2 separate regions of the Homo sapiens genome follow, and region 1 is linked to region 2. The links are chromatin loops, found by intact Hi-C in ENCODE. Cell type or tissue: B cell. All regions are shown on one strand. Each heading gives the region's core, and the rest is flanking DNA. Links, peaks and the distances in the headings are about the cores only. Region 1 holds the start of HPDL (4-hydroxyphenylpyruvate dioxygenase like). Region 2 holds the start of MAST2 (microtubule associated serine/threonine kinase 2).

The links. Hi-C counts contacts between places; a loop is a spot of excess contacts. Peaks named below come from ENCODE experiments on the same cell type or tissue, not always from the same donor. Only the 100,000 strongest peaks of a DNase experiment are listed, where the experiment ranks them.
Region 1: a loop joins it to region 2, with 9 times the contacts of the local background. A loop is called at or near these places in 2 of 110 quality-filtered maps.

Annotation. Positions count from the first base shown.
Region 1 is chr1:45,320,332-45,331,748 of GRCh38, reverse strand. It overlaps HPDL (4-hydroxyphenylpyruvate dioxygenase like), which reads right to left and starts at 4,854. Exons shown (of 1, transcript NM_032756.4): 1 at 3,039-4,854. The coding sequence starts at 4,600. The coding sequence ends at 3,485. It overlaps MUTYH (mutY DNA glycosylase), which reads left to right. Exons shown (of 16, transcript NM_001048174.2): 12 at 1-88; 13 at 193-329; 14 at 415-567; 15 at 1,192-1,233; 16 at 2,312-2,507. The coding sequence ends at 2,443. RefSeq lists enhancers at 1,360-2,294, 3,643-3,752, 4,513-4,762, 4,773-4,822 and a silencer at 7,558-7,852. In B cell, for the core only: no CTCF peak of the experiment used is centred there; a DNase peak (open chromatin) is centred at 4,878; H3K4me3 peaks cover 1,387 bases; H3K27me3 peaks cover 494 bases.
Region 2 is chr1:45,797,663-45,809,618 of GRCh38, reverse strand. It overlaps MAST2 (microtubule associated serine/threonine kinase 2), which reads right to left and starts at 6,007. Exons shown (of 29, transcript NM_015112.3): 1 at 5,547-6,007. The coding sequence starts at 5,723. RefSeq lists a silencer at 5,740-6,179. In B cell, for the core only: no CTCF peak of the experiment used is centred there; DNase peaks (open chromatin) are centred at 5,338 and 6,058; H3K4me3 peaks cover 1,833 bases.

The DNA.
Region 1 (11,417 bases), core at 1-8,000, 480 kb after region 2:
CCCAGGGAGGAGAGCTCTGCCACCTGTGTTCTGGAACAGCCTGGGGCCCTTGGGGCCCAAATTCTGCTGGTGCAGAGGCCCAACTCAGGTACCTGGATACTGGGCGTGGAGGGCAGTGGCATGAGTAACAAGAGAGAATGGAGGGAATCGGCAGCTGAGGCCTGACCCCTGCCTGGCTGCCCTCCCTCTCAGGTCTGCTGGCAGGACTGTGGGAGTTCCCGTCCGTGACCTGGGAGCCCTCAGAGCAGCTTCAGCGCAAGGCCCTGCTGCAGGAACTACAGCGTTGGGCTGGGCCCCTCCCAGCCACGCACCTCCGGCACCTTGGGGAGGTAAGTGAGCAGCGGAATAGCCAAGGATGTTGGCTTTTGAGGCTATATCCACAGGCCTATTTGAACCCCTTGACCCTTCCTCCAGGTTGTCCACACCTTCTCTCACATCAAGCTGACATATCAAGTATATGGGCTGGCCTTGGAAGGGCAGACCCCAGTGACCACCGTACCACCAGGTGCTCGCTGGCTGACGCAGGAGGAATTTCACACCGCAGCTGTTTCCACCGCCATGAAAAAGGCACTACCTTTGTTGTCTTTGTTGTACTTCCTTGTGTTTCCTACATGTTCTACATGAATATATTACTGTGTAAACAGGAAAAAAAGCATTTTTTTTTGAGACGGAGAATCGCTCTGTTGCCCAGGCTGGAGTGCAATGGCGCTATCTCGGTTGACTGCAACCTCCATCTCCCGGGTTCAAGTGATTCTCCTGCCTCAGCTTCCTGAGTAGCTCGGATTACAGGCGCCCGCCACCATGCCTGGCTAATTTTTGTATTTTTAGTAGAGATGAGGTTTCACCATGCTGGCCAGGCTGGTCTCCAACTCTTGACCTCAAGTGATCCGCCCGCCTCAGCCTCCCAGAATGCTGGGATTACAGGTGTGAGCTACCACACCCAGCCATGATTTTTTGTATTTTTAGAGATGGGGTTTCACCATGTTGGCCAGGCTGGTCTCAAACTCCTGGCCTCAAGTGATCCACCCGACTTGGCCTCCCAAAATGCTGGGATTATAGGCGTGAGCCACCATGCCTGGCCAAAAAAGCATATTTTAAACAAAAGTACTGGGACATGAAGTTAAGGGCAGAACACCGGTTTATCTCTTTTGCAAAAAGTGCCAGCCCTCACCTCCCTGTCTTCTTGTCTAGGTTTTCCGTGTGTATCAGGGCCAACAGCCAGGGACCTGTATGGTAAGTCTCCTAGGCCTCTCCCAACCGTGTCTCCCCAGGCCTGAGTCCATAGGTTTTTAGTCAGTTAACTAACGAATGTCTGGGTGAACATTCTCCACTCCAGGCTTCACTGGAGGGAGGAATAGTTCTTGACCTGGAGACCTTCCATTGTGGGGTGCAGGGTAGAGGGAAAGGAAAAAAATGATGAGGACTCTCCAGTGTCACAGGTGTGTGAAATGCCTGTACTGAGTTTTGTGGGATATGAATTGTGGAGCCATCAGTTCTTTTTTTTTTTTTTTTTTTTTTTTGAGACAGTCTCACTGTCACCCAAGCTAGAGTGCAGTGGCCCGATCTCGGCTCACTGCAATCTCCCACAACTGGATTAAAGCGATTCTCCTGCCTCAGTCTCCCAAGTAGCTGGGATTACAGGTGCCTGCTACCACACCCAACTAATTTTTGTATTTTTAGTAGAGACAGGGTTTCACCATGTTGACTAGGCTGGTCTCGAACTCCTGACCTCAAGTGATCTGCCCATCTTGGCCTCCCAAAGTGCTGGGATTACAGGCGTGAGCCACCACACCCATCCATGGGAGCTATCAGTTCTAATTGGGAGACGGATCAGGAAAGGCTGTTTGGAGGAAGCAGCTGGTAATCTTCGTCCTAGAAATGAATCCTTTTCTTCAGGTTTGGGAGGGGAATCAACCGTAGCGATGTTCTTTCCAGTCCCAAGAGTAGTGTGAGCAAAGGTGGAGCCCAGTGCAGGCTGCAGTGCTCAAGGAGCTGTGAGCAGTTGGTTTAGCTGGAAAGGTCAGCAGGGCCTGCTGGGTCAGTCAGGGTGTGAGCCCTAGGCTGCTGACTCATTTTAGGTGGAGGAGAGAGGAGTCAGATTTGCATTTTTAGGACAATTCGATTCCCTCAGGCAGCCTTTTGGAGGGTTGATTGATGGGGCAGATACTTGAGGCAGGATGAAAGCTCTACAGCATTCCAGGCTAAGCCTAGCTAGATCAGTAGAGTCGGGGAAAGGGAGAGAGGACAAGGAGAGGATTCTCTGCTCCCCCTCCCCCAACTACAAGGCCTCCCTCCTTCCATTTTTTCACAGGGTTCCAAAAGGTCCCAGGTGTCCTCTCCGTGCAGTCGGAAAAAGCCCCGCATGGGCCAGCAAGTCCTGGATAATTTCTTTCGGTCTCACATCTCCACTGATGCACACAGCCTCAACAGTGCAGCCCAGTGACACCTCTGAAAGCCCCCATTCCCTGAGAATCCTGTTGTTAGTAAAGTGCTTATTTTTGTAGTTATTTTATGTTGTATTTTTTTGAGATGGGGGTCTCGCTATGTTGCTCAGACTGGTTTCGAACTCAGGTGATTCTGGCCTCAAGTGATTCTCCCACTTCAGCCTCCTAAAGTGCTTGGATTACAGGCATGAGCCACCACGCCCGCCCTTTTGTAGCTATTTTGGACAGCCTTCCACCCTCTCCCTAGCCCCCTCACCCCTTATATCTGAGGGAGGGACCCAGAAAAGTGGTGACGTTCTGCTTGGTTCTGACTTTCTCTGGCTGAACTCCCAGCCAGCCCCGGGCAGATGGGGTTGGAGTGGGGGTGTTCTGTCCAGACTGATCTGCCCTCCAACCCCCAGGAGAAAGGCAAGGCAGCTACAGGGAGAACCTGCCAGTGGCTGACACACAACACCCTCTGTTTACGTCTCAGGTCAGCTCTAATTGGAGTGGTGGCATCACTCTGGAGTAGGTAGTTGGGCTCAACTCTCACCCAGCCCCTCCCCACCTGAGTGGTCGCTCCCTAGGGGGAGAGGAAGCACAGGAGAAGATTTGTTCTGTTTTAAATTCCTACCTCAAATACGAAATAATTTATTTAGGGTTATGTTACATACGGAGTGAAACAATACAGAAAAGCAAAGGGCTAATAATGACAGGATTTGAGGAGTGGGTGGGAGGAAATAGAATCACAGCGGGACACAGGGAGGACTCGAAAGTATTGGTTATGTTCTATTTCCTAGTGTGTAATTCTTTTATTGTTCTTTGTATCTTACATATTTATTATAGACTGTATATAAGAAATGTTTTAGTTTTAAAAAATCCCACCTCTTTGGAGCCCAATGAGAGACACAGCTTCTGGCAGGCACTGATGAAATGGAAGTCACACCTGCCCCCCGGAGGCAAAGCCTTTCACTAGTTGGGCCTCCTGCAGATGTTCCTCAGTTCTGTGCTGGTCTCCCCAGAGCTGCAGGACAGCTGGCTGCACCCAGCCCTGGGCATCCTTAGGCTTCCTGGCTCCTGGCAGATTGCTCCTGTACGGACTGCCACAGAGCTCTGATGTTGCCCTGACCAAAGCCAGTGGCCCCCTGCCTCTGAATCAGCTCCAGGAAGAAAGTGTCCTCAGTAAAAAGGGACTTGGTGAAGACCTGAAGCAGAAACTTGCCTTTATCACCATCTAGCAGGATCCCCTGTCGAGCAAGCAGATGAGGCTCGTGCCCTGCAGCTCGGATCTGCCTCTCCTTTCCTGGCTGCTGGTAGTATGCCCCAGGGGGAGCCAGGAACTGGCCTCCAGCAGTTGCCACCCCCTCAGTGGCCTCCACAATGTTAGGCGTATACAGCCCCACGTGCTGCAGGCCTGGCCCCTTGTGCCGGGCCAGGAACTGCTCCACCTGGTCCTGTCGTGTCGTCGCCCCCGGAAGGGACTCAGCCAGAACAAGAGTGGGGACAATGCTGCCCGGCTGGGCCTGCAGGGCTGTAAGCCTCAGTCCCCCAAGCCCAAACCCTGCTGTCATTTCGAGGCCCAGCTCGGGATCCTCACCTGGGCTCAGCGGCAAGTGGCAAAAGCCCAGGCAGTCGTGGAACCAGCGCAAAAGTGTGGGGGAGCTGCCGGGGGTGCAGGCCAAGGTCAGGTGGTCCACGCGGCTGACCCACCCGGGGCCAGGCGCAGAGGACACGGGCCTGAAGCCGGGTAGGAAGGGTCCGCGGTAGCCAGCGCGCTCCAGCAAGGTCAGGCTGAGGATGCCGGCAGGCGAGCTGACCACGGCGTAAGTGGCGGCACCCTGCGCGTCCCGCACGCGAACGGGAGGGACAGGCACGCTGCAGCCCAGCGCTGCCAGCTCCCGGGTTGCAGCGCCGGCGTCCGCCACGTCGAAGCACAGGTTTGTGGCGCTGGGCACGGCGTGACGCGGATCCAGGCCGTACAGCGGCTCTCCAGACCCTGCGCCCTCGTTCACCAAAAAGACCGCGTCGCCGCTGCGCAGGGCTAGCTGCCGCCAGCCGTCCACCTCCCGCGAAGCCAGGGGCTGGAAGCCGAAGAGGCGCTGCAGGTTCCGGGCTAGGGGCTGCCCGGCGGGCACGTGGAAGGCGATGTGGCACAAACGAAGGGCGGGCGCGGCCATGGCGCTCTGGACGGCGACCTAGACTTGTCCTTCTGGGGCCGCTTACTTGTGGTTGGGGACTTCGGGGCTCTCAGTCCTGGGCTGATCGTCCGGAGTTGGGGAGTCCGGCTCACCCCGCAGAGCGCGTTCCTCGCTTTCTTCCGGAAAGAAGTCACCCGCCGACCCCTGAGAGCTCGCGGTTCTCCCTGCAGCGCCACCCCAGCCAGGAGCAGCGTCTGGACCACCGGGTCTCAGTGAGCCGAGCTGCTGGTTGTGAGAACCACGCGGTGCCTGTGCTCGCGCCAAGCAGGAGAAAGAGGGCGGAGCCCGTGACTCCGCCTTTGACTCCCCACCCCCTCCCCCACACCCTGTCGCCTCGGATACTGCGGGGTCGCCGCGCTGCTCTTTCCCCGGGCCTCACGCCTGGTCACATCCTTGGGCACTGAGCCTCCCTTCCCCAGCCCAGGAACTCACAATGGCTGCCTTCACTCGGCGCCAGGCACTGGGCTCCCACTCATCCCCCCAACCTCACAGCGAAGGGACTCAGCCCGGGTTCAGGGAAAGAGTTGGAATTCTCTCTCCACAAGCACGGAATTTTTTAGCACTTTCATGTTTTTTCTTTAAGTTCTGGAGTTTGCCTCTAAGTCTTAATGTTCCCTGGAATACACACACACACACACACACACACACACACACGTTTATATGTTTTGAGACAGGGTCTCACTCTGTCACCCAGGCTGGAGTGGCACAATCACAGCTCACTGCAGCCTCCACCTCCTGGGTTCAGGCGATTTTCCTTGCCTCAGTGCACAAATAGCTGGGACCACAGGCGGACGCCACCACACCCAGCTAATTAAAAATAATTTTTTTTTTTAGAAATGGGGTCTTGCTATATTGCCCAAGCTGGTTTTAAACCCCTGGGCTCAAGCCATCTTTCCACCTCAGCCTCCCAAAGTGTTGGGCAATCTCTCAACCAGTCCTGTCTCTTTCTTCAATCACCCTTCTGTCAACATCATTTAACCCCTTGTCCCAAGCAAGATTTGGAGGAAAAATCTGACGGTTCGGGATCTGAAAGGAACAGCTGCCTGGCTGTCATTCCCCTTCCCCATCCTTTGAGGACTGGAACACAGGCCCTCCTTGCTCTTTGCAGCTTCCTGACTTGGCATTGAGCCAGAGATTTCTGTGGTGGGGGCACTTCTGGCTCTGAAACCCAGAATTGTGTGAGATGACTGGATTGAGGAATTTGTAGTCTTCTGGAACTTCAACTGAGTGGCCCTTGAAGGGTTAGGGAAGGGCATCCAAGAAGGGCAAAGGGCATAAGCAAAAACTCAGTAAGAGTGTGAGCCAGACTCTTAGAGGAGCAATGGGCCATGCTGTTAGGGAGGCATTTAGGATGAATGCCACAGTCCAAGGCATCACAAGAAATTTTTTTGTCAGGCAGCCTGATCTACTGGGTTTCATTGGCAAGAGGGAGAAGGATGTCATAGGGGACAGGGGCTAGCTGGATGTCATGGTGTTCAGGCCTGCAGGCAGGAGGGCAGTACCCAGGAGCTGGTCAGGGTGGTAAAAGGTACTTGGTGCTACTCTGCAGACCAGTGAATGTGAGGACATGAGTTCCAAAAGCCAGACGGACCTGGGTTTGAATCACCAGCAACACTTACTGTCTGTATGGGCAAGTTGCTTAACGCCTCTGAGCCTTAATTTGCCCATCTGTAAAAATGGAAATAATAGTACCTACTTCAAAGAGTTGTGATTAAGTGAGGTGGAGTAAGTGTTCAGTAAATAGTAGCTGTTGCTATTGTAGTTACTGTTTTTTTTTTTAATTAATTTTATTTTCCCACATATTCTAATATTTATTTATTTTAAAAAGTTTTTCAGAGCTGGGCACAGTGGCTCACACCTGTAATCTCAGCACTTTGGGAGGCTGAGGCAGGCGGATCACCTGAGGTCAGGAGTTCAAGACCACCCTGGCCAACATGGTGAAACCCCATCTCTACTAAAAATACAAAAAATTAGATGTAATCCCAGCTACTCGGGAGGCTGAGGCAGGAGAATCACTTGAACCCAGGAGGCGGAGGTTGCAGTGAGCCAAGATCATGCCATTGCACTGTAGCCTGGGCAACAAGAGAGAAACTCTGTCTCAAAAAAAAAAAAAAAGAAAAGAAAAAAGTTTTTTTAGAGATGAGGTCTTACTCTGTCACCTAGGCTGGAGTGTAGTGGCATGATCACAGCTCACTGCAGGCTCCAACTCCTGGGCTTAAGCAATCCTTCCACCTCAGTCTCCCAAGTAGCTTGGGACTACAGGTGCACACCACCATGCCTGGCTATTTAGTTATTGTTTTATTTTATCTCATGATACAATGCCAGTGGTACCTCCCAGAAGGTGTTGTGTGGCCTACTAGAGAGATGGGGACAGGGGCTTCACTGGCATGGGCCAAAGGCTAGGCAGCCTACTCAATGAGCAGCTCACCCCAAGGAATCCTGGGTAGTAAGAAAGGAAAGTAAATCTTGGGGGCCCCAAATCACTAAGCTAAAAGGAAAAGTCAAGCTGGGAACTGCTTAGGGCCAATCTGCCTCCCATTCCGTTCAAAGTCACAGTAAGAGTTAAAGAAAGAGGAAAGAAACACAAAAAGCAGCTCAAAAATCAAACCTGAGAGGGGCTTCTGGCTGATTTCAGTCAGGAGTGCTCTCTCTTACAGACTATTTATTTATTTATTTATTTATTTATTTAGAGATGGATTCTCACTCTGTCACCAGGCTGGAGTGCAGTGGCGAGATCTCAGCTCACTGCAACCTCCGCCTCCCGGGTTCAATCGATTCTCCTGCTAGCCTCCCAAGTAGCTGGGACTTACAGGCACGCACCACCATACCCAGCTAATTTTTGTATTTTTTTTAGTAGAGACGGGTTTCACCATATTGGCCAGGATGGTCTCAATCTTTTGACCTCATGATCCGCCTGCCTCCACCTCCCAAAGTGCTGGGATTACAGGCGTGAGCCACCGCGTCTGGCCCAGACTAACAGTATTTATTGGAGAGAGCTTGGAATGTTTCTGTGTCAGGGAGAAGTTTATGGTGGAGTTGGAATGTCTCTGGTTGGAGGGGAGGTTATCTTGAGGCTGACACCTCTCCAGCCGAAGGGGAGGTTATCTTGGGGCTGGCATGTCTCTGGCTGGGGAGGGGCTTGGAACGTTTCTGGTCAGAGATGTCATTTGTGGTTTATGGTCATGCTGACCTTAGCCATTAGGCTGATGCCCTTTGGATTTAGGCAGTTTTTGATCAAGGCAAAACTTAAAATGGCAGTGCTTGTCCAAGATGGCAGTGCTCCTGCTCCGTCAGTCCAGACTCTATAGTGATAAAAAGGACGGGGGCAGCCAGGTGCAGTGGCTCACACCTGTAATCCCAGCACTTTGGGAGGCCAAGGCGAGTGGATAGCTTGAGGTCAAGTATTCAAGACCAGCCTGACCAACACGGTGAAACCCCATCTCTGCTAAAAAAAATACAAAATTAGGCCAGGCGCGGTGGCTCACGCCTGTAATCCCAGCACTTTGGGAGGCCGAGGCGGGTGGATCACGAGGTCAGGAGATCGAGACCATCCTGGCTAACACGGTGAAACCCCGTCTCTACTAAAAATACAAAAAATTAGCTGGGCGTGGTGGCGGGCACCTGTAGTCCCAGCTACTCGGGAGGCTGAGGCAGGAGAATGGCGTGAACCCAGGAGGCGGAGCTTGCAGTGAGCCGAGACTGAGCCACTGCACACCAGCCTGGGCGACAGGGCGAGACTCCGTCTCAGAAAAAGAAAAATTAGCCAGGCATGGTGGTGCACGCCTGTAATGCCAGCAAGCTGAGAGGCTGAGGCAGGAGAATTGCTTGAACCCAGGAGGCGGAGGTTGCAGTGAGCCGAGATCGCACCATTGCACTCTAGCCTGGGCAACAAGAGCGAAGCTCCATCTCAAAAAAAGAAAAAAAAAAAAAAGGGCCGGGTACGGTGGTTCATGCCTGTAATCCCAGCACTTTGGGAGGTTGAGGTGGGTGGATCATCTGAGGTCAGGAGTTTGAGACCAGCCTGGCCAGCACAGTGGAAACCCCGTCTCTACTAAAATACAGAAATTAGCCAGGTGTGGTGGGCGCATGCCTGTAATCCCAGCTACTTGGAAGGCTGAGACATGAGAATCACTTGAACCCAGTAGGCGCAGGTTGTAGTGAGCAGAGATCATGCTACTGCACTCTAGCCTGGGTGACAGAGTTAGACTCTGTCCCCCCCAAAAAAAAAAAAAAAAAAAAGAGGGGCGGCATGTTCTTTCTGGCTACTTCCTTTTGACGGGGATGGAGAGTTTTCTGGTTTCGGATTGACTATAGGAGTAATGCCATCTGTAGATGTTTTGGGGTAGTTGTCTGTGAAATGGCCATGATCCTGTCAGTTAAAAATCCTTGAAAAAAGTTTATTAGGCAGGGTAAGAACATTAGTCCTGGGCATATTATTAGGAGATGGCCCAGGAATGGGGATGACTCATGCTACGATTTTGTTCCCAAACCAAGAATCCATTTGGTTGTTTTGGTATTCCCTTAGCTTTTTAGTTCTTTCTTGCCGAGACCAGCTCGGTCGGGGAGACCCTAACCCAGCGGCGCTAGAGGAATTAAAGACACACACACAGAAATATAGAGGTGTGAAGTGGGAAATCAGGGGTCTCACAGTCTTCAGAGCTGAGAGCCCCGAACAGAGATTTACCCACATATTTATTAACAGCAAACCAGTCATTAGCATTGTTTCTATAGATACTAAATTAACTAAAAGTATCCCTTATGGGAAATGAAGGGATGGGCCGAATTAAAGGAATAGGTTGGGCTGGTTAACTGTAGTAGTTAACTGTAGCAGGATCTTCTGCTTAGTTTCTCAATTCATCCAAACCGTATCCAGGCCATCACCAATCATTCTATACGACAAATGCTCCTTCTAACAACCCCACAATATCACCCCTTACCACAAAATCTTCCTTCAGCTTAATCTCTCCGACTCTAGGTTCCCATGCCACCCCAATCCCGCTCGAAACAGCCCTGAAAAACATCGCCCATTATCTCTCCATACCACCTCCCAAAATTTTCACCACCCCAACACTTCAACACTATTTTGTTTTATTTTTCTTATTACTATAAGAAGACAGGAATGTCAGGCCTCTGAGCCCAAGCCTGCACGTATTCATCCAGATGGCCTGAAGTAACTGAAGAATCACAAAATAAGTGAAAATGGCTGGTTCCTGCCTTAACTGATGACATTACCTTGTGAAATTCCTTCTCCTGGCTCATCCCGGCTCAAAAGCTCCCCCACTGAGCACCTTGTGACCCCCACCCCTGCCAGCCAGAGAACAACCCCCTTTGACTGTAATTTTCCACTACCAACCCAAATCCTATAAAATGGCCCCACCCCTATCTCTCTTCGCTGACTCTCTTTTCAGGCTCAGCCCACCTGCACCCAGGTGATTAAAAAGCTTTATTGCTTATACAAAGCCTGTTTGGTGATGTCTTCACACATACGCGCGTGAAAGATCTGACTTGATCAAATCCAAAGGAAAGTTCCAAATTTTGTGGAACAAAGCCTCTCAAATGGTTGAATTAAAAAAAAAAAAGAAAGGCGGTGTGGTGAGGGAGAAAAACAGCCAGCAAAAGGGAGAAAAGAGGACAGATTTTGGATTTTGACTACTTTAGCCCCTTTAGGGGCTTTATTTACATAACGAGGCCACCTTTTTGCTAGTCAGGCGAAACTGAAAGAGCAATGGCTGTGCTTCTGAAACAGCGGCAATTTGTCCCAGCTCAAAAATGGTAATGAAATTTAAAAACATTTTTTTAAAGGAGCTCAATGGTTAAAGTCAGCTTAATTAAAAGCTAACATCCAAGATGTGTGTGTGTACGTGTGCATATGTGTGTTTGTATTCAAAGGCCGTCATTTATTTTTTCTGTCCTAGGACGTTGTCCTTTATTTTTGAGGAAAAGTTTTTTCTTCTTAGTTGACTGAATTCTGTTTTCTTCATTCACTTCTCCTGTCTCTCCTTTCTCTTGTACCCTCTGCTGCATGAGGGACCTAAAATAGTTTACAATCACCTGGGGTTCCTTTAAGAAAACGGAGAAGTTGCCAGACTCCCTTTTGGGGAGAAACTTGTTATTCCTTATAGAACCCCAAAAGTGTAAACAGACAAGTTCATCTCAGCCTTTAAGCTGCTTGCTTTTGTATTGTGTTACCGGATATATTGACTATAATAATTATTGCAACACAGGGTACTCTGGGTTTTTAAAGAAGGGTGTAGTTTAGACACTTAGAAATATCTTTGTTTTAAAAAAAAATTTTTTTTAAGTGCACTGTAAAAACATCAGATAGTCTAGCCTCAGAATAATTCTCCCGGTTTGGAAACCCAGGATTCAGTGTGGGCCCTGCCCAGAGCTCAGAGAGCTAGTTAAAAGACAGGTAGTCTGGCCAGGTGTGGTGGCTCACACCTGTAATCCCAGTACTTTGGGAGGCCGAGGCGGGTGGATCACCTGAGGTCAGGAACTCGTGACCAGCCTGACTAACATGGTGTAAACCCCATCTCTACTTAATACAAAAAAATCAGCCAGGCATGGTGGTGCATGCCTGTAATCTGAGCTACTTGGACTGAGACAGGAGAATCACTTGTACCTGGGAGGTAGAGGTTGCAATGGGGATTGATGATGCAACTGGGTAGAGGGGGAGGTTCGATTTTTATGGTGTATGAGAAAGCGCATAGTGTCTATGAATAACCTTTCACTGCTATTCATGGGGCCAGGTATAAGCAAGCAAGAGGACAGCTAGGAGGAGAGTCCGAAGAACAAG
Region 2 (11,956 bases), core at 2,137-10,136:
ATTCTGTCACCCAGACTGGAGTGCAGTGGTACAACCTTGGCTCACTGCAGCCTCAACTTCCAGGGGTCCCACCTCAGCCTCCCAAGTAGCTGGGCCCACAGGCGCGCACCACCAACCCCGACTAATTTTTGTATTTTTTGTAGAGATGGGGTTTCACCATGTTGCTCAGTCTGGTCTCAAACTCCTGAGCTCAAGCAACCCGCCTGCTCAACCTCCCAAAGTGCTGGGATTACAAGTATGAGCCACCACACCTGGCCTCACAGAAGTTTCTGTGGCATTTGAGTTAGGCCTGGAAAACTGAGTAGAATTTTAATATGCGGAAGCAGAGAATAAAGAGCTTCTCAAACTGATGACTAATTAAAGTATATCAAAGTGCCTAACAATAAACAATTACTTACTGAATGTCTATTACATACCAGTTAAAATACTAGAGGCTGAAGATACCATGATGATTAAGACAGCCTCAGAGGAATTCATTTGACTGACTTACAATCAATTAGGACATTGAGCAAATATCTATGTTTCTAATAAATACACAAATAACTATGTTTCAAGTACTATACTAAGCCCTAGGTATACAGAAGTAAATGGAACAGTCTGACTCTCAAAGAACTTACTAATGAGAGAAACAAGATAATTTTAATATTGTATGCCATGATCGAGAAAAGCAGACGGTCCTAAGGAACCAAGAGAAGTGGCAACTAACTGACTCTTCTAACAAAAAGTGCTAAGTATCAAGTAGATCTTGAATGCCAAGGTCTTCAGGCTTAATTCTATGGGTAATAAGAAGCTAATGAAGGTATATGAATAAGGAGAAATGAAATGAACATTTAACGAGTATTTATAAAGCACTTACCATTAGCCAGGGAGGCAATGAGTTCCAATCTTTTGTTAATAGAACGTGAAATATATTAGAGGTTAAGAGACTGAAGACTGAGTAAATACAGTTAAGATACTGCAACAACCAAGACTAAAGTTTATAAATATGAAATTAAGGTAGTGACAATGGGAATAATGGTTTGAAAGATTTCATGAAGGCAGAATCGAGAGAACCTAATGCCAGACTGGCTAAGGGAGTCAAAGGAGAAGAAGTAAAAGACTACAGATGTGGGCCAGGCACGGTGGCTCACGCCTGTAATCCTAATACTTTGGGAGGCCAAGGCGGGTGGATTGCCTGAGCTCAGGAGTTCGAGACCAGCCTGGGCAACACAGTGAAACCCCATCTCTACTAAATACAAAAAATTAGCCAGGCATGCGCTACTCAGGAGGCTGAGACAGGAGAAACGCTTGAACCTGGGAGGCAGAGGTTACAATAAGCCGAGATCGCGCCACTGCACTCCAGCCTGGGCGACAGAGCAAGACTCCATCTCAAAATAAAACAAACAAAAAAAGCCATGGATATAATTTCATGTTGGATGACAAAAAGGAAAGATACAGAGAGAAGCACATTTCAACACAGAAATTATTCTATTTTCATGATACAGTAAACCACTGACCTTCTGGAGATCCAAGTCCTACATCCTGATTAGAACGTATTCTTAAATACTAGTATAATAAAAACTGTAACAAGCACTGTTCCATGTCATGAGAAAGGGAAAAAAAAGTTACGTGTGAGATGTAGATGCTTGCTGATCAGCTGGGCTCTTACTACCCAAATAAATAGAATTCAACCAGTCTCGACACATACAATGAAAATTTTGGCCTTTTTAAAATCATAAATTATTACAAATTATGAACTTTCAAGGTCACTATCAAATTATAAAACTCACAAATGTTAGGCCGGGCACAGTGGCTCACACCTGTAATCCCAGCACTTTGGGAGGCCGAGGTGGGTGGATCACCTGAGGTCAGGAGTTCGAGATCAGCCTGGCCAACATGGTGAAACCCCGTCTCTACTAAAAATACAAAAATTAGCCAGGCGTGGTGGCGGACGCCTGCAATCCCAGCTACTGGGGAGGCTGAAGCTGGAGAATCACTTGAGCCTGGGAGGCGAAGGTTGCAGTGAGCTGAGGTCCCACCACTGCACTCCAGCCTGGGCAACAAAGTGAGACCCTGTCTCAAAAAAAAAAAAAAATCACAAATGTTAAGAACACAAATGATGAGTCTACGGTGGAAATGTTAAGCACAAAAATGGAAATGTAGAGCTAAGGAAAGAGGTCACACCTAAAGAGACTCAGCTCACTTTACAAGGATGTTCTGTGACACAATGCCATAAATAAAGAGGACTGCAGACCCTTGTTCTACATCCTCAACATCTACAAACAGAATGAGCCTGCTAAATAGAGCACAATAAAGGATCAAGCTAAGGACAGAGGACATGTCCTCAAGGAACATTTCAGGAACAGGAAGAGAAAACACAAGACAAAGACACACAAGAGAGCAGTTAGAGAAGCAGTAACAGAATGGATATTATAATATTAAAAAAGAAAAAAATGTCAACAAGGAACACACAGTCAACAGTGACAAATAGTTCACAGAGGTCAGACAAGATGAGGAAAAGACTATCAGATTTAGTAATTTAAAGGTTCCCAGGACTTTTACATATTTCTCTCTGTAACTATTTCACAATGAAAACTTTTCACAAGTAGCCATGAATTATATTTCAATTTGAAAAACAAACTGGGCACTCATGCCCATAATCCCAGCACTTTGGGAGGTCAAGGTGGGAGAATCACTTGAGCCCAGGAGTTCGAGGCTAGCCTGAGCAACATGGTAAGATACCACCTCTACAAAAAATAAAAAATTAGGCCGTGGTAGTTCACGCCTGTAATCCCAGCACTTTGGGAGGCCAAGGCGGGCAGATCATCTGAGGTTAGGAGCTCGTGACTAGCCTGGCCAACATGGTGAAACCCCATCTCCACTAAAAATAGAGAATTAGCCAGGCATGGTGGTGCATGCCTGTAATCCCAGCTACTCGGGAGGCTGAGGCAAGAGAATCGCTTGAATCCGGGAGGCAGAGGTTGCAGTGAGCTGAGAATGTGCCGCTGCACTCCAGCCTGGGCGAGAGAGCAAGACTCTGTCTCAAAAAGAAAAAGAAAAAGAAATTAAAAAATTAGCTGGGCATGGTGGTATGTGCCTATGGTCCCAGCTACTTGGGAGGCTGAGGCAGGAGGATCACTTGAGCCTGGGAGTTCAAGGCTGCCGTGAGCTATGACGGCACCACTACACTCCAGCGTGGGTGACAGAGTGAGATCCTGTCTCAAAAACAAAAATAAGTTTTAGTAACCATCACAATACATTCATACAATGGAAAATTACACAGCAATGAAAAAGAACTGTTTCTACAAGCAACAACATGGATGAGTCTCAAGACATGATCCGAATGAAAGAATCTGGTCACAAAACAGTACACACTATGATTCCATTTATATGAAGTATTAGTTCAAAACAAATCTATAGTGACAGAGGTGGTGAGGGAGGTTACATCTGTAAAAGAGTAGTGCTAGGAGAAAGCACAGGGAGCATTCTAGGGTACTGGGAATGTTCTCCATCCTGATGTGAGTTGTGATCATACAGGTACTCATTCTGTAATATTTCATGGACTGAATGAACCTTTGATTTGTCAAACCTCAATAAAAAAGTAATCCCACACAAAAAAAGCTTTCGGTGACCTTAAAGACATCAGTTTTGGGAAAGCATAAGTGAAGAAGCCAAACCATATTAGAAATGTATACAAGGTGAGGAAGCTAAGACACTGAATACAAACTCATTTTTCAAGAAGGTTGTTGGGGAAGCAAAGAAGAGATAACAAAGTAGTTTGGGTAGGTTACACAATTCAGGGAAATTATGTTGTTTTGTTTTTATTTGTGATATAAAACAAAGAGAGTAACAAGGGTCTAAGGCAAACAAAAGAGGATGAAATCAAGGACATAAGTAGAGAAATTAGCCTCGGAGAGGAGGATGAGTACTTTTCTCTGAGACTGAAGCTAAGGATGAGAAAACACAAAAATCATAAAATAAAGAGGAGGGAAAAATCAAGTAATCTTGAACTCTACCATGAAATACGCAGTAAGGTCAACTGGACAGGTAAACTGAGACAGGAAAGGACCTGGACTTGAAGTTCATTGTACAAGTTTTGACTAGATGATACTGCAGAGAATGTAAAAGATAAGTATTAGGCACATGGGGGAGTAAATTGCAGCAAGAGGACAATGCTCAGCAGCTAGAAGCGGGGCAGAGATGGTCAATGGTGCAGTCTCCTCAGGGCTCAGTGGGGAATAAGAGGTGGAAGAACAAAAGGGGGGAAAAGTCCAAGGGCTACCTAGCATGGTATATAATTTTTAAACTGTCTAAAGGGCCGGGCACACTGGCTCATGCCTGTAATCCCGATTACCTGAGGTCAGAGTTCCAGACCAGCCTGGCCAACATGGTGAAACCCTGTCTCTGCTAAAAATACAAAAAAATTAGCTGGACATGGTGGTAGGCACCTGTAATCCCAGCTAGCCGGGAGGCTGAGGCAGGAGAATCGCTGAACCCAGGAGGTGGAGGTTGCAGTGAGCCGAAATAATGCCACTGCACTCTCCCCTGGGCGACAGAGCGAGACTTCGTCTCAAAAAAAAAAAAAAATGTCTAAGGAAAATGCTAATTTATCTGAGAGAAAAGAGGTAAGAGACCTATAAGAAGTCTTAAAACATTCATGGATGAAGTCAGTAGGATCCCGAATAGAGCTGAACAAAAGGAAAGCTGTCACTAGAGTTCATTACTACAGAACATTTTTCTGTAAATCCAACAAGACCAAGGATTACTTATTCTCCTTTCACTAAACTTATTACCGCTACTAGTGGCAGCTTCTCCTGCCTGATAAAACTGACCTTTATCCCCTACTCATAAATACACCTACTCTTGACTAATAAATTACATAAACATATCCTGTTCATTCAGAAACTCCATGAATATTTGTATGCTGCTGTGTTTTCCCAGTAATGTGTTTTCAGTGGAAAACTAGCAGGCAAACCATATATCTACGAATTCTGTTCACAAAATTGGGCTTAACACTGCTCACATGCAGGTGTTTCACAAGTGCTTTCTTGTGAAATAGATGGTTGGTAAAGAGAGCCTTAACAATGATTGTGAACACACTGGTACAAAAGTATAATGATGGCCAAATCAGAGAATGCTTGGGAGTGTCATCCGTTTTTACAATTTTAAGGACAACCTCTAGAAAACAGGATAACACTACATCAAATTGACTTACATCTTACTCTATTTACTCCTATGGATAACTCCTCAACGCCTCTTTAGTAAGCCTACTCGTTGCAGCTCACACACTCAGCCCACATTCCAGCGTCCTTTCGCCCCATCCAGAACCCCTGACTATCTCTTGCACCAATTTTTCATTCTTCTACACCCCCATTTCCAATACAACCCCAGGCCACCACTTCCATTTCTCCACTCCCCATTTCTCGGCCTCCCCAGACCTCCCACTCCTCCCCGCGAACTACTCAGACCCCACCCCTCCAAAGCTCCAGCCCGGGTCCTCCCGCCGAAGATCCCCTCCCCCACGGCTTCCATTCAGGTTCACCCTCCCGGATCCCAACCCGCCCTACCTGCTCCTTGCCCTCGGGCCCCGCGGGGCCCGTCCGCTCCTCCAGCCGCTGCCTCCCGGGCGGCGCTCGCCGGCGCGGCGGCAAAGACTGAGACAGCTCCGCTGCCCGCTGAACTCCATCCTCCCGGCGGTCGGGCGGCGGCGGCTGCGGTCGGTCGCGGCAGCGGCTCCGCTTCATATCTGCAGCTGGGGCCCGCGGGCGTCAGCGCCGCGACTGTCCCGGCTCCGCACTGCCCCGGGCCGCAGCGCAGCCGCGCCAACCACCACCCGCGGCCACCATGGCCGGACGGGCTCCCTAAGCCACCGACCCCAGCCCGCGGCGCCTTCGAGCCTTCTGGGGCCTCCGGCGCCGCGACCTCCTCTGCGCTCCTCACGGAAGAGACAGCATCGCTGACGCCTCGCCTTCTCCCACCCAGCACACGTTGGGCAGGCCACCCGCCGCCGGCTCAGCCGCCTGCCTACAGCCAGCCTTCGGCCGGCCCCGCCCCTCACGCGCGCGCACCGGGAGCCCGCCCGCCACCTCCGGCCGCGCGCCGCCTCCCGCGCACGCGCCAGCGAACGGTCGCAAAGGACCCGCCCGTGGCCCTGGCGCGCAGTCGGAGGACCAGAAGCGAGCGGGGCTCTCGGCGCGCCGTCAGCGGCTGCGGACTCCCATTGAATCTTTCATTCATCCATTCATGAAACTGCTGGGCCAAGCTCAGTGCTGGGGACCCAAAAATGAGTTCGAGTCGATCGGTGTCCTCAAAGAACTAGGGAGAGAGGGGCCGGGAGCAGGAAGGAGACAGAATAACACAACTAATGAATAGAAGGCTAATGCATGCTTTTTTATTTAGTGCCTGCCAACTCTCACCTAATTCTCACATCACACTTAGGAGGCAAATCTGCGCATTCTCATATTACAGATAAAGAGACTGAGGCGAAGTGAAATGCACCAGGTCACCCAGCAAATCAGTGATCAAACTAGACGGAATTCTGGCTCTTCTGTCCCTTTCCACCGTGTTTGCTCTTTCCGGACAGTAAGACAGTGTGGAAACGCCTATAAAAGTGGAAAAAGTGATGGATTCCTTCTGGGAGGAGGAGAGGACAAAAAAGGCATACAATGAAGTCATCGTGTAGAGCCCAGCCCAGTCTGCTGTGGCCTGGGTAGCCTGACCTGCTGCCTGCAGTGACTCATCTGCTCAGCAACATGTGGTGGTAGCTCAGCTCTGGCCTCCCTCTGGCTTCAGCTGGTCTGCCACATGTTGTGTTTTTCCTCTTTTGACCTAGAAGCCTTGCTTAAAGCCTTCACCCATTTGTCCTGGGCCTCTTCCCTGACCCCTTTCTGAGTAATAAAAATAGCCAACACTATGGAGTGCCCACTGCATACCACACACTGTGCATTCAATTCAGACATACACAAACAAGAAGTAAGTTGTATTTCCATTTTACAGTTGAGGAAATAGGCTCAAATTACATAATATGCTCAACATCACACAGCTTATAAGTCCAGAGCCAGGACTCAAACCCAGGTCTGCCAGATCCGGACAGAAAGACAGTGCGGAAACACCTATAAAAGTGGAAAAAGTGATGGATTCCTTCTGGGAGGCCGGGAGGATGCACATAACCAATGTGCTCTACGGCCTGTCACCAGCCTGCTCCTCTATTCCCTGTCCCAGTTCCTTACCACCCATCCAGTTGCCTCAACCAGAAACCTGGAAATCATCCTGGACTCCTTCCTTGTCCTTTCCTCACATCCAATAAATGAACAAGTCTTATTGCCTCTATAACCTCACTATTTCTCCAATCTGCCTCCTCTTTCCGTCCCATTGGCACCACCTCAAGTTTCATCTTCCCTCACCTACTTGACTGAGAAAGCCTTCAACGGGTTCACTTATGCCAGTCTCATTGTCTTTAAACTCATCCTTCAAAAAGCCCTCACAAGACTCTTCCTATATGTTACTTGCTTGCTTAAAACAATTAAATGGACCGGGTGCAGTGGCTCACGCCTATAATCCCAGCACTTTGGGAGGCCAAGGCGGGCAGATCATGAATTCAGGAGATCGAGACCATCCTGGCTAACACAGTGAAACCCCGTCTCTACTAAAAATACAAAAAAATTAGCCAGGCGTGGTGGTGGGTGCCTGTAGTCCCAGCTACTCAGGAGGCTGAGAACTGCATGAACCTGGGAGACAGAGCTTGCAGTGAGCCAAGATCGTGCCACCGCACTCCAGCCTGGGTGACAGAGCAAGACTCCGTCTCAAAAAAAAAAAAAAAAAAAAAAAACAGTTAAATGAGGCCGGGCACGGTGGCTCACTCCTGTAATCCCAGCACTTTGGGAGGCCAAGGCAGGTGGATAACGAGGTCAGGAGATCAAGACCATCCTGGCCAACACGGTGAAACCCTGTCTCTGCTAAAAATACAAAAAATTAGCTGGGCGTGATGGCGGGCGCCTGTAGTCCCAGCTACTCGGGAGGCTGAGGCAGGAGAATGGCGTGAACCCGGGAGGCGGAGCTGGCAGTGAGCCAAGATCGCACCACTGAACTCCAGCCTGGGCGACAGAGCGAGATTCCATCTCAAAAAAAAAAGCAATTAAATGAATCTCAAGATGAAGTGTAAACTTACTATGGCTGGCAAGGCCATCCAAATCTGGCCTCTACCTCCCTCTCCTTCTCCCATTAATCCATGTGGTGACAACTAATTATAATTATTCCAGCTACATGTACAGGGTCTGTCACATCCTTAGTTACAAATAACAAACAACTCTGACTATCTTAAGCCTAAGGGGTAATTTCTTAGAAGGCTACATAGAATGGATCACAGAGCTGAACAGAGATAGGAGAAAAAGGCTTACGTAGCTGGCAGGAAACAAGGAGCCCCCACAGACTGAACCTTAGGGACAATCTCAGGACACTGCTGTCACAACCACCAGGCAATGAGCTGCGCTGCTACTGTGCACCCCTGCAAAGTAATTCTAACCCTCTCTTCATAGTTGTATCATCATTACAGATCAACAGTCTCTGGCAGGAGAACCCACTGACTCAGCCTTGGTAACTTAAGGACCAGAACCCATTCTACCTTCTCACCTTCCATACTGGTACTGCGAGAGTTATTGGGCAGATAGACTCTAAGCTAGTCCTCCTGCTCTACCTGCTTCCCAGTATTTTACACGTTTATGTAATCCCTTCCCATGAATGGAGATGAGGACTGTGACTTGTTTCCAACCAATAGAATACAAAAAAAGTAACAGGATATCATTTCCTTGATTATGTTACATTATATAAGACTCTATCTTGCTAGAAGACTCACTCTTGCACTCCTAATGGCCTTGACAAAGCAAGCTGTCATTCTCTGAACTGCCTATGGAGAGGTCCATGTGGCAGTAAACTCCAGGCAACCTCTAGGACAGCCTCCGGCCCAACAGCACCAAAACAAAACAAAAAACTCTGTAGGTCCAATCCTACAAGCAGGAGGAAATGAGTTCTCCTAACAGTGAGACTGAGCTTGGAAACAGGCCCTTCTCCAGTTGAGCACCCAGATGGGAACACAGCCCACACAACTTGGTGGAAGCCTGATGAGACCCTGAAGCAAAGAACCGAGCTAACACAAATCTAGACAGAAACTGTGAGATAATAAATGCATGTTATGTTAAGCTTCTAAGCTTGTGGTAATTATATATTTGTATTACATGTTAATACAAAACTAATACAGCCAGATACTTTCTCAGCCTCCCATCAGCCAGAAATGGCAATGTGACACAATGTGGCCCACATCCACTTTTTTTTTCTTTTTTTTTTTTTGTGATGGAGTCTTACTCTGTCACCCAGGCTGGAAGTGCAATGGCTCAATCTCCACTTACCACAACCTCCGCCTCCCAGGTTCAAGTGATTCTCCTGCTTCAGCCTCCAAGTAGCTAAGATTACTGGCGCATGCCACTGCACCCGCCTAATTTTTGTATTTTTAGTAGAGACGGGTTTCTCCATGTTGGCCAGGCTGGTCTTGAACTCCTGACTTCAGGTGATCTGCCCACCTCGGCCTCCTAACGTGCTGGGATTACAGGCGTGAGCCACCACGCCCGGCCCCACATCCACTTTTATACTTGTCTTCACCAGCTCAATAAGTGACAAGTCAATTTTTTTTTTCAGTTGCTCAGGCCAAAACCTCGGAGTGATCCCTGAGTTCTCTCTTTCTCACATACTTCATATCCACTCCACTGGCAAATCCTGTGCAAATTAGTAGGATATTATAATTAGCTGAGGGAGAGGTGTTAGTGACTAGTACTGAGACAATGATAACGGGGACGGACGAACACAGGTGGACTTTAGAGAGATCCAGAAAGTAGAAACCACAGGACCTGTTAACTGCATCAAAGGTGCAGAGAGAAAGAAAAAGCCCTAAGAATGATTTCCAAGTTTCTGGCTTGGACAACTGAGGTAGGGAACAGAAGAGGGAAAAAAAGTGTGAAACAGATTATGGTCAATTCCATTTTAGATGTGTTTGCTCTGAAGTGCCAGTGAGATATCCAAGTGAAGATGTCTAGTAAGCTACTGGTTACACCAGTGTAGAGCTCAGAACTGAGGGCCACCCATAGTTAGATGTTTAACCGATATGAACAATACCATACTCTTAGAATATAAATGTGATCACATTACTTTTCCTTATTCTAGTTAGGCCCCTTATGTCATATTATTAGGAAGCCTAGTATCTCCTCCTTAATTATCTAAGAACTCCAAAATTGTTTTATATTCTAAAAGTTAAGTATGGGCTGGGCACCGTGGCTCACACCTGTAATCCAGAACTTTAGGAGGCCAAGGTGGGATGATCACTTGAGCCCAAGATTTTTTTTAAAATTATTATTATTATTATACTTTAAGTTTTAGGGTACATGTGCACAATGTGCAGGTTAGTTACATATGTATACATGTGCCATGCTGGTGTGCTGCACCCATTAACTCGTCATTTAGCATTAGGTATATCTCCTAATGCTATCCCTTCCCCCTCCCCCCTGAGCTCAAGATTTTTGAGACCAGCCTAGGTGACATGGCAAAACCCCATCTCTACAAAAAATACAAAAACTAGCTGGGCATGGTGGCACATGCCTGTAGTCCCAGCTACTCAGGAGGCTGAAGTGGGAGGATCACTTGAGCGTGGGAGATGGAGGTTGTAGTCAGCCAAGATCACACAACTGCACTCCAGCTTGGGTGACAGAATGCGACCCTGTCTCAAAAAAAAAAAGGTAAGTATAGCAGTTATCTATTGTCATATAACAAACTGTCTCAAAACTTGTGGCTTAAAACAACAACCATTTATTTAGCTGACATTTTTGTGAGCCAACTGGGCAGTTCTTATGGTCTGGTCCAGTTTATCTAATCACTGCTAGGCTTGCTTATGCATCTGCAGTCGGCTGAGGGCTGGCTGGCTGGTGGCTAAGTCATCTAAAATGGCTTCTGTCACACATATGGCAATTGGCAGGCCATTGGCCATGGCAGTGGGAATGACTAACCCATATAGCTCTCACCATCCTTCAGGCTTACTTGGACTTCTTCACATGACAGCAGTGGTAGGGGGTCCTGTGAGGAGGAAGAGACAGCGAGCCGCAATGTGAAAGCACTTTTCAAATCTCTGTTGATGCCACATTAGCAACTGTGTCATTGCCAAAGCAAGTCAGTGTGGCCAGGGACTAAAGTTACATGGCAAGGGGGAATAGATTCAGGGAGGGGAAGAACTTGTGGCTGTCTTTGAAATCTACTTCAGGAAGATCAGTCCAACTTCCATAGCCAAATTCAGCTATAATTAGATCAGTCCATTGGCATCTTTGCTCCCTGGGACCATATTATGGACTGAATGTTTGTGTCTCCCCCAGATTTGTACGTCAAAGTCCTAACACCTAGTGTGGCTGTATTTGGAGATGAGGCCTCTAAGGAAGTAATTAAACTTAAATGAGGTTTTAAGGGTAGGGCCCTAATCCTATGAGATTAATGTCCTTATAAGCGGAGACACCAGAGCACTCACCCTCTCTCGAGGCACATGTACTGAGGAGGGCCATGTGAGAACATAGTGAGAAGACAGCTGTCTATGGGCCAGGAAGAGTGCCCCCACCAGAATCCAAATTGGCTAGAACCTTGATTTTGGATGTTCAGCCTCTAGAACTGTGAAAAAAATAAATTTCTGTTGTTTAAGCCACCTAATCTGTGTTCTTTTGTTATGGTAGCCCAAGCAGACTAACACAAACCACATAACATTACTTTCAAGAAAGGTCCTTCTGATTCAACAGAGATTTTTTTGAAGGAGGACAATTTCCCTCAGTACTAAGCTCAGTCAAGGATGCCCAGGCCAGAGTTCCCATAATTGAAGCTTAGTCCTTCACTTTTTCATGTCCCATGCAAAGCACAGTCATCTCCCAGGGAAACAAGCAGCCCCAGCACAAATTCTCCC